Regions from separate parts of the Mus musculus genome. Here region 1 is linked to region 2. Evidence: chromatin loops called from intact Hi-C (ENCODE). Cell type or tissue: left cerebral cortex. All regions are shown on one strand. Links, peaks and the distances in the headings refer to the core of each region. The heading gives the core; the rest is flanking DNA.

Region 1 (5,375 bases), core at 123-5,122, 47 kb after region 2:
GGGCAAATATTACAGACCTCCCTGCTGCCTTTGTAGACCTTTCAACATTGTCCTCACAGGAACTGAGAAAGCAGGAGAGCCCGCTCTAGTTTATGACCTGAGGCACCAGAGAGGAAGTAGCAGAAAATCCTTTTCTTTCTCTTTTCCTTTTTTTTTTTTTTTTTAATTTACTTTTATTTTTTGGTTTGTTTTGAGATAGGGTCTCACTGTGTAGCCCTGGCTGTCCTGGAATGCACTATGTAGACTAGGCTAGCCTCTAAAGAGATCTGCTTGCCTCTGCCTCCCAAGTGCTGGGATTAAAGGCGTGTGCCACTAGCCTGGCATAGCAGCAGATTCTTGCTGGTTTCTTATGCTTACATCAGGGAGGAACCCCTTAGGACACGAGTGAGACATTGAACTGAATATCACGTGTCTCACCTGACTCCTCTTTTTCACCAACATCGCCTAAAGCAGTGCTTCTCAGCCTTCCTAATGCTGCGGCCCTTTAATACAGTTCCTCATGTTGTGCTGACCCCAACCATAAAATTGTTTTTGTTGCTACTTCATAACTGTAAATTTTTTACTGTTAAGAGTCATAATGTAAATATCTGAGTTTTCCCATGGTCTTGGTAGCCCTCAAAGGGGTCTCAACCCACAAGTTGAGAACTGCTGTCTTATAGTGACTTTCTCTTTTCTTTTCAACTCTTGTTTCCCCGACTCCTTTTCTTCCTGGCCATGTTTCTAGCCCCCAGGTGGCAGCTAAAACTTACGGCCAAATATTCTTACTGCCTCCTGTTTATTGTGGCCTTACTCTTATCTGTGTATTTTTAATACTTACTGGCAGGAAAGGTGGCATTTTTCTCCACTTTCTTTGATGCCTCTTCCTTATAAGTTTGCAGAACCTTAGTCTAATCCAAAGTTGCTATTTGTCTTTCTTGATTGTAGTGGCTCAGTCTTTTACAGCCCTTTGTTTAGGGTCTGTCAGTAATGAACATTCTGCACTGTTGGAGCACCTGATATGATTACTTGGTCAAACTGATTTGAAAGGTCATTATCCAGAGGAAATGGGAGTATGGCCTAAACCACAAATAATTTAAGATGTTGACTAAAAGAGCCAGCTGTAGCCAACTCTCCTGGGCATTTCCCTTCATAGAATAGATAAAAACTGGTTTCTGAATGGTAAGACAGTCAAAGGAGGTTTTCATTTGGCAAGTGTTGTTTATTTACTATCCCGTGTAGTAACTTCACCTCCTCCATAGAGCTTCTTAGAGAACAAAGCTCTTACATTCCCACACCTCCACAGAAATAGGCAGGGAGAAGCTCCATATGCTGGTGCCCCTGGTTATTGTAAAAAGGACCATGTGACTGTATGGGACGAGCCCCCGGGCCCTGTGTAGCTAGGCCCTGTGGCCCTTCAGGAGCCATGCTGCTGCTTGAATAGCTGCACTTGAGCTTTGGTTTTATGTTTGTTCCTCTTCCTTTGATAATCAAGCGTAACTTGGTATTTTGAAGATCTGACTGTCCTTGGGCCTGCTCCATCTCCCCTTTTAAGTTTTTAAACCTTTGTTCTCATTATCTCATTTGAGCCCATAATTTCTCTACCTTGGCCTGCTTTCCCCATATACTAGAACTTTGTATTACTAAGGGGCGAGAACAGTTCACATTTCAAAGTTTTTACTGGATTCCCATAAGAAGAAGCGCAGCATGACCAGAGAAGGATCTAGATACTGAGAAAGTACCATGGTCACTGTTACTAGGCAGTCAAGAAAGAGATGGGAGCTGGCTCTCAGGATGCAGACACTAAGAACTACTACTTATTTTTCCTGGCTTTGGATAAGCAGGGCACCAATACCTGTCTCTCCCTCTGCTTTGAGTAAGTAGAAAACTGCTTGCCTTTCCATCCCATTGCTACGTAAGGGCAGGCCTGCACGGGGCAGGTGAGGCTTCTCTACATTTCAGATGGCCTCCCATATTAGGGGACATGGTTCCCACGCTTGCCTTGTACATATACGACTGCCATATGTATCACGGAACTACTGACATTTGCAGCCACCGTTCAGTCCCATTTTCCTAAGTGGCTCTCTTGGCCTTTTCATCACACCACTTCTTTTTCTTGTCTGCTACCTGGTGTTTCCCTTTAAACACTGATCCCTTTTGGCTTGCTTCTCCTGGATTTAGTAATCCTGGTCCTGGGCAGTGGTCTGGCATGCAGGAGGCATTGCCAGCCCTAAGGCAGGAAGAGCTAGAAGTCAAATACCAGGTTATTACCTGATTCTCTGACCTGAAGCTCAGGGCAGCCAAGAGCCTTTTGGGGGATTTAAATTCTTACCTTTACTCCAAGGAAGTCCAGAGCACTCAACATCTCTTCCCAGGCTGACCAAAATGTGCATGCTAGGGCCGTGCAAATCTGGCCCTCTGCCAGTTGTTTGCAAATAAAGTTTTGTTGAAGAATATGCATGGAGATTCTTTGTGCATTGTCTATGACTGCTTGTACACCATAAGTCAGTGTAATGGAGTCGAGTAAGGATGTCAGAAATTGTATGGGCTCCAGACAAGTTTGCTTATAATCCCTGTAGTATAGACTATGCTAAATTGGGTTAAATGGCTCATCGTAACCATGTGGAGCTTCGAGAAGTCTCTGACCTTGAGGTGCTGGGTTGCTTATGAGCCATGCAACATAAAATTGTTTTATGTCAGCTGTAAGTTCTGTGTCCCATTGGCTAGCATGTGTTTTGTGACATATTTTATCCTCTCCTCCCACCCCTACCATGCAGTTGCCTTTTTAAAGCAACTCCCTGCTACATTGCCAAGGACAGGAAGGTCTGGTGTAATTTCCCAGATAGGGAATTGCACTTGTTGCTAGCATCTTCCCAGAAGTAGTGATGAGAGATAGAATTAGCTAATGGGTAGATAACTGGCTTAAAAGTACAAACTCCTGGTCTTCACACCCAGTTATCATGTGGTACTGAGAATACAATTTTTTTCTGCCTTGCCTTGGTATTTCTGTCTAAAAGATTGATCTAGCAATCCATCCATCAAAGAGTCATTTGAGATCTTTGTCATGAGTACAAGACATCTGTGCTCTTTTGACATCATCTTCCAGAAGGCCAGCTAGCCAGCATATACTCACCAACCTGTCACTATATGCCGGCACTCCAGTTGTTGCTGTGTTGGAGAAACCTGAACCTACAAAGGAGGAGCTATATTAATAAAAGCTCGGTGTCAAACAGGTTTACTTGAGGCAGTCTTGCAATGTACCCCAGGCAGATTTGCAGCTCATGCTTCTCCTGCCTTTATAATTTAACTCTCTCCTAGTTTCAAGCTGTCTCGGATATAGCTTTGGAGGGAGAGTCTACAGGGGCTTGGTAATCCTTCCCAGTGTTTTTTTGATGACCCCTTTATCCTCTCTAGACTTCAAAGTTGTTCCTTGATGATGCCTGGATAATGACACCCCCATGCTGGACAGCTCTAGCTGAACACTCTGCCCTGACCTATTTCCCTCTTGCTGCTGGCATCAGAAAGGAAGATTTCCCCTCCAGAACCCATTCTGCAGCTTCAGTAACCCTGACATAGCCCTAGTTTTCCTCTGACCCCCAACTCCTAGTTTTTTTCAAAGGAAAAGACTATAAAGTATTATAAGCAACTGTTACAACTGTGGGGTGGGGGGAGGAATGCCTGTTTGAAGGAACCTGATGACTAGGTCTATCTGAGAAGGAATGGAATATACATAGGAAAGAAAGCCTAGCATTGAAAGAAAAATGGGCCCATCTTCTTCACTTAGGTTTCATGTTATAGTCCCTCTTGTGTGAGAGGGGGATGAGGGTTGGTGTAACCAGGTCTTTTCTGCACCCTCTGGCTTCGCCCCATAGTGCTCCTCCAGCGCTGTGTAATGTGTTCTCTCAGCCTCCTGGTCCATCTGTTCATGCAGCCTACTCCCTGCCAAGGAGAGTCATTGGAGGAGAAGGGTAGCACACAGTGCTGAGAATGGCTCAGTCCTGGGAATTCAGGAGTGTGCAGTTCATCTGGTCTTAATGGCTCCAGTGCAACCTGCTCTCCCACACTTGGTGTTTGCCACTGCCCACTAGGAACTCTCACTGAGCCTCTAATAACTACGTGCTAGAAAATCAAACAGGCTGCTCAGGTGTGTCTCCCTTCCTTCCTTCCTTCCTTCCTTCCTTCCTTCCTTCCTTCCTTCCTTCCTTTCTTTCCTTTTTTTTTTTTTTTGTTTGTTTGTTTGTGCAGAAGTCACTTTACTCTAGGCTATCCTAGCTACCATCCAAGAGAAAGTGGGATGTATGTGCAGCCTTTTTAAACACTCTCTTCCCCTGCAGGGGCTTAGGAGCTTTTGGTTGGGAGAGGACAGCACACCACCTACCAGTGATGCGTTCCAGAGTTGAGTTTGTTCAGTTAGTTCACTGTTGTTTCCATATAAAGGGCCTCAGGAAAAGGGACCTTAGGTTCATAGTGTTTGCTAGAGTTCTGAGGGCTTTGTTTAATCTGTATATGTTTCACAACAAATGTATGCAAAAATTGCTCTCCCAGCCTCACAGTACAGGAAGCTCAGGTACACCTGCTCCTCTCCTGGCTGGTGGTATGGCCGATGCTAAAATACACTGCACTCCCAGTGAAGCACTTTGCTCCTCAGAGATTGCTAATTTTGCTATTAGAAAGGGATTACTTTTTACGCCATATCTTATCTTTTTTGTTATTGTTTTCCAACTCCAGAGTGTCTAGAAATAAAGGATTTTCCCAAAGGTCAACCATTGGCTGACACTGTTCCGTGAAACATTCTATTCTGAGTCTTTTCTTGGGCTTGAGGGATTTGCTGTGGTCCTGCCTCCCTGGGTATTTTCTCTGCTTGTGTTGTTCTTCCAGCTTTTGACCATCTGACTGCTTGCTTCATGTGCTGTTTTAACTTTTCTGGACCTTGCTTTCTATGTAGCCACGTCCTTTCATTTGGTAAGGTATAGCCATATTCCTGTTTCTGTAGTCTTTCTCTTAGGAGGCAAGTCTGACTCTGACTATGCATCTAGAAAGACATGGCGCCCTTGCTTCTGGATAAAGTGTCATCTCTAATTTATATATCTCCTTGGCCACTTCTCCAACCTCACATCTCATCACTTGCTTCCTATCTGCACCTTGTCAGAACAAACCTACGATGCTCGTAGCTCCCCATCTGTCTCAGTACACAGAGATGCTCGCTTTTGTAAAGGGAAGGGATTTATTTCCCCACCATCTTAGGGTCTGAGAAGAAGGTCTGCTCTATTATTATTTATGGTTCTCTGGAAAAGCTCTCTGCACTCAGTGGGAGAGGAAGGAAGACATTAGAGTTCTTAGACTGAATATGCGACTTCTGATTGAGGAACTTCCTATGAACGCGACCTGCGTACTTACTC
Region 2 (5,375 bases), core at 250-5,249:
AAGGTAGGTACATAAATTAACAAGATAGTTTATGCTCTCAAATTAACTTTTAATTTAGTAATATACACAGCCATATAAAACCAAGTAATAATAAAATTAGAATTATCATAAATGAAAGCAGCACATCGTAAGAATTGTCTTAGTTCCTTTTGTGTTGTGGCCATGACCCAGCTAAGCTGAGACTGGTAATGCGTATGGGGAAGAAGTGGATTCTGGCTCTCAGTTCTGGAAGCCGTGTCATCTAAATCCCGAGTGGTACCAGCATCTGCTTGCTTCTGTGGGAACCCCTGCTGCTTCAACTCAAGGTAGAAAGTTGAAGGGCAAGTGTATAACTAAAAGAGAAAAATTCCGAAGAGCAGGGTCACTTCCTAACTCCTACTCCTCCAGTAAATAATCCATCCCTTAAAGTCCCTGCCTGCCAACACTGCCATTGTACCAGTTGTATTTCACTGGGATGGAGGGGTGTGGGGGAGGGTAATACAGGATGGCAAACCCAGATGCAAAGCACAGCAAAAGAGCAGAGGAAAGAACAAGTAATTGAGGGATGAAAAACCTTCCAGGGAAGGTAGCAGAAGATGTGGAGCTTTTCTTTTGGCAGATTGGCTATCTAGGCAGAACATTTTTGCCTGTCTCAGTTCTCAGAAGAATTGCCTTACGAAAAGGATGCAGTCCTCATCGCTGTGTCTGCTTCTGTGGGACTTTCTCAACAAACTTCTTCTCAAAGGACTTTCCTCCCATTGAGCTTCAGTGCTGTGGCCTCAGCGTGAAGTCTCTGCCTGCTCACGGGCAGGTGAAAGAGCAAAGCCTCTAACTGTAGGCTGATTGTCTACCTTCTCAATCATGAACCAGCCCCAGAATGCACTGCCTCATAACTTATGAGACATTCATTGGCATGGTTATTTAATAATGTTTTCTGTCCTCTGGGCACCATCTTAAGGAAGATAGAAATGCATGATAAAGTTGGAGCCTTCTAGCAGGAAGGAATGTATAGACATAAAGGGGAACAAATATTTTAAGGATAGGGTAGCTGGGCTGTTCAGATCAGTCATCCCGACACATGAGCGGCTAAGGCAGGAAGATTGGCATAGTTCCAGGCCAGCCTGGAGTACAGTCTCAAAACAGTAATAATAGCAAACAAAACATGAGGTAGGAGAAAGAGAAACACAACCTTAAATTACAAACAGATGAGACTCACTTGGAGATTCTGAAACAGTAAATAAGCATTGTGATACTCTTAGAGAGCTAACCGTCCTGCTCTGAAACCCAGAAGTTCTAGATTCAGAGACCAGTGGGACAGACTGCTAGTTTGGGCCAAGGCAGGGTACCCTGTTCCATAGTATTTTAATGGTATGTCATCTTCAGTGAGAATGGAAATGCCCGTATCTGGGAGTGGACCATAGGGCTCAAAGGATAAAATAGTGTTTCAGGAGACAAGAGGGAGGGCTTCAATTAGTTCAATAGCCACTTCAAATATTTTTCTGAACAAGGCAAAGTAATAAAGTCATCAGTAAAAATAAAATTTGTTCAGCATAGTTTAAGGGAGCCACAGACCTTGTAGCTGAAACACTTAAGGATTCTGATTTTCAGATTCCTCAACAATTGTTTCATTCAGACAAGCCAAATTATCTTGGTATGATGATGGTGACCAGGGGTTGAAGGAAACAGCAAGGCCCTATGGCAATTCTGTGTCAGCCTGTGTCAGCCAGGGGCTTTTCATTGTGGAACCCTCTGTGGAGTGTGTCAGACTTCTGTGGCCTCCAAGTCAAACTGTTCAATTGATCCTGTCTCACTTGGGTTCTGTGTGCCAAAGAAACATTGTATAATCCTCCACTTGGAATGCCTTTGGCTGATCGCTGGGAAGATTCCTTCTGAACTCTTCGACTTCGCAGAAGGCTGCCAGTGCTTTTTGTGGTCTTATTAGTTCAGAGTCTTGGTTTAGGTGAGATAAGGGTGATCCTTGGTAGAAACAAAACCTGTCATTCACAGAGAGTACGAGCCCTGAGAAGGAGCCAGAAGCAGGGCTGTGTGCTTTTTCCTTTACAGTTCCTCCTCCTCTTCCTTTTCTACTTCAACAAGGGTTCCTTGCTGAATCTTCTTAGGGCAGGGAATGGTGAAGAGGAAGTTTCCAGGGATCTGAGAGGTCCATTGGCATGTGTTCAGTTATAGCACAGTCTCTCTGGTTGTGCCCATTGCATTCCATGGCATTTTCAGAATACATTTTGGTAGAGGGTTGTTTGTTGTAGTTTTCTCTCAGCACCATTACATCAGCTTGCTGGCATTTTCTATTTACCAACTAGCACTGGTGAAAAGGCATCCTAGATTAGGCTACTCTCCACTAGCCTAGCTTTATGAGGGAGTCTGCTTGGCCAGAAAGATTATAGAAGCAGACCCTGGATGAAAGACAGGAAACATAAAAAATAATTTGATGATTTAAAACTAAAAGGAGGAAATAATTTGATGATTTAAAATTAAAAGGAGGAATGGACGGATGGCTCAGCAGCTAAGTGCACTTGTTTGCAGATTTGGTTCTAGCACCCACATGGCAGCTCACAACTCTCTGTAACACCAGTCCCAGGGGATCTGACACCCCCTTTTGGTCTCCACAGGCACCAAGCAAACACATGTATGTAGACCTACATGCAAGCAAAGCATATATATAACAGTTAATAATTATTTTTTAAGAGAAATGTTATGACATTTCTTGTAGTGAGTAGCCTCAGCATGAACAGTACACACTACTTGTAAGAAGTATCTTGGTTGCTATGAGAACTGCCTCTCAATTTACATCATTTAACCTGTTCATTATTGAACAATGAAATAAATGGTCTTGGCCCTTCTCTTCTGCCCTAGGTCATTGCTCCCCTTGCAGCTTGTTCATAAAGTTGCTGGGGTCTCTCCAACTGATGTCTGGATTTGCATGAAATTGTACAGTTTGTATGGGAGCTACACACTTGAAAGTTGCCTGGTGTGGGCCACCATGCGCATTCCCTCAGTTGGCCTTTACAAGGCCTCACAGACTTTGACTCACCACGCATGAGGCCACCGAAGCCCTGGGAGCTGTGCCTCATAGGAACATTCCTATTCTGACGGAGAGGTGCCAGGCATCGCCCCATATGTGCAGAAATGAGGCACAGAAGTCCCTGTCATATGTGGGAAGCATCTGAGACAAATGCAGTCACTACTGAAGCTTTTTTCCATTTATTTCAATTACTTAGAGGTTTTGGAAAGGTTTAACCAGGGTTTCTTTTCTCTTTGCCTATGAAAAAATAAATGAGAAGTACATCTTCTATGGCTCCCTGCTAACAGGGTTCTAAAATGGGCTGTGGAAGAACTTGACATTGGCGCTCTCAGGCTTCCCTGTGTGTAGTCCTCCCTTCTGTGTAGTCTAATGTTGCTTTACATAGAATTCCCGGATAAACACTGGGACTCCTGTGCACACCTTTACTGTGGATGAAGGTGGCTAAGTCTACCAGTCAGCAGACTAGCAGAGAAGTCCCTGTTTCCCTGCCCTTGTGTGCCTCCTTTTCCTGAGCTTGTACATCTGCTAGTGATTTTTCTAGGGTTAATTTGGGTGTTTTTATTTTTAAATTGGAACATGGTGTCTGTCTCTTCTCGGTGTGTGTTTTGGATGCAGCCCCTGTGCTAGGCATGCGGTTATTAACTCCACTGATACGCCAGTTCACTCATTAGCATTTGCATTTTAAATTACAAGCTAGAGCAGACGACATTTATGCTATATTTGTACCATTGCCTTCTTCATGAATGATGTTGTATGTGCAGGGAATGCAGAAATAACTCTAAGGCCCTGATATATTTTAGTCTGTTTTTCAGCAAACTGCTATTTCTTTTTACTCTTGATTCTCATTGTTTAACAGGGAATTTTTTTTATTCTTTTCCAAGTTTAGATATGCTCGTGAGTGCTACTGATTGGGAAATGGTAACAACAACAACCCTTCGTATCAAAATAGGCATATTGCGTAGAGTGGCCATCTTTCTCACTCATGTGGTATTCCTTGTAAGCAGCCTGCTTTGATTTGAAGAGAGCAGAGTTTTCTCCTTCCCAGAGCAGTGGGTGGAAGACATGGTAACAGATACTTGTTCTTGCCTGTATCTGTGCTCCCATCCCCCCTTGTAAAAGCCAGTGGTTACTTACACCTGCTATTGCTCAGCACTGCAGGGGAAGAAAAGAAGATGGTGGAGGCCTTCGAAGGGTTAGCATTTGGACTTCACTGCCCTGCATACTAGATCGTGAATTGCCAGCACAGAAGTAGCCCCTTAAGATGAGAGGTGCCAGCAGTTAAATCCTCTTGCCCAGCCCCTGCTCATGGTAGATAGCAACTTCATCATAAAGATCTCGAGAACCAAATGAAAACTGCACAGTCATGGACTGGGACCAGAGCCTTCCCAGCCTCTCCCAGCTCTTCCTAACCTGGAGCTTGCTGATTAAGGGCAGAAAGCTTGCATTGGCTGATCAGCACACATGTAGTGCTTTTTCTATAATTCAATATCTGATTTTGTTTCTTTAAGTTCTGACTTACAGGGACCTTTTTTGGTAAAAGACCAGTTCTTTTACACCCCCCCCACACACACACACACACACTCACTATACACTTTTAAAATAGTGTAAAAGGGTCTCAAATGCATATTGCAAATCAAGGTGCATTCTGGGTAGACAACCAAAATTCTGCAGTTGATATAAGTAATTTCCCTTATTTCTTTCTAAAGCAAGCTTGCTCAGTCTCTCTCTCTCTCTCTCTCTCTCTCTCTCTCTCTCTCTCTCTCTCTCTCTCTCTCTCTCTCCTCTGCTAACTAATTCCTGAGTAAATAAGATATAAGCACCTACGAGGCTGGTGAGGTACAAGCTTGTAATTCACTAACTCAGAGCCTGATGCCTGCAGCTGGGCATGTGCTCTCTGGCTGAACATTGCCTGCTATGTGCAGGGCTTTGAGCCTAGACCTTAGCACTAATTTTCAAAAATACAATAAAATCTGTCTTATTGCTGCACATAATATGTCATACACTAAGTAATAAAAGACATTACATGGCCTGGACAGATGTAATTCTAAGCCTCCTTTCATGATGGTATGCCTCCTGCTATGAGTTTGAACTTGCGGTAAGTACTATCACATCATATTTATCAGTTATTGAGAGGATAGGCCTAGTAAAACGAAGGTCTAGACTAGACTTGGCTCCTTTGGTTTCTTCATCATAGTAGCATTTGAGCCGTATTACTTCCCTAACTTCCACTTCACATATCTGATACAGGCTTCTGTGTGTCTTCTAATTGTATCAGTTGGTCTTATACACATCTTACCTGGGCTGGGCTGAATCAGAGTTTCCCCTAGGAAATTCACACCCAGCATGACAGATACTT

Evidence for each region. Hi-C counts contacts between places; a loop is a spot of excess contacts. Peaks named below come from ENCODE experiments on the same cell type or tissue, not always from the same donor. Only the 100,000 strongest peaks of a DNase experiment are listed, where the experiment ranks them.
Region 1: a loop joins it to region 2, with 2.0 times the contacts of the local background. A loop is called at or near these places in 4 of 42 quality-filtered maps.

The regions. Positions count from the first base shown.
Region 1 is chr6:28,797,283-28,802,657 of GRCm38, forward strand. The region is part of intron 16 of Snd1 (staphylococcal nuclease and tudor domain containing 1); the gene reads left to right. Among named protein-coding and RNA genes, the nearest start is that of Lrrc4, 32 kb to the right of the region's middle. In left cerebral cortex, for the core only: no CTCF peak of the experiment used is centred there; DNase peaks (open chromatin) are centred at 2,754 and 3,880; H3K27ac peaks cover 406 bases.
Region 2 is chr6:28,750,297-28,755,671 of GRCm38, forward strand. The region is part of intron 15 of Snd1 (staphylococcal nuclease and tudor domain containing 1); the gene reads left to right. Among named protein-coding and RNA genes, the nearest start is that of Lrrc4, 79 kb to the right of the region's middle. In left cerebral cortex, for the core only: no CTCF peak of the experiment used is centred there; DNase peaks (open chromatin) are centred at 3,124, 3,551 and 4,035; H3K27ac peaks cover 3,268 bases.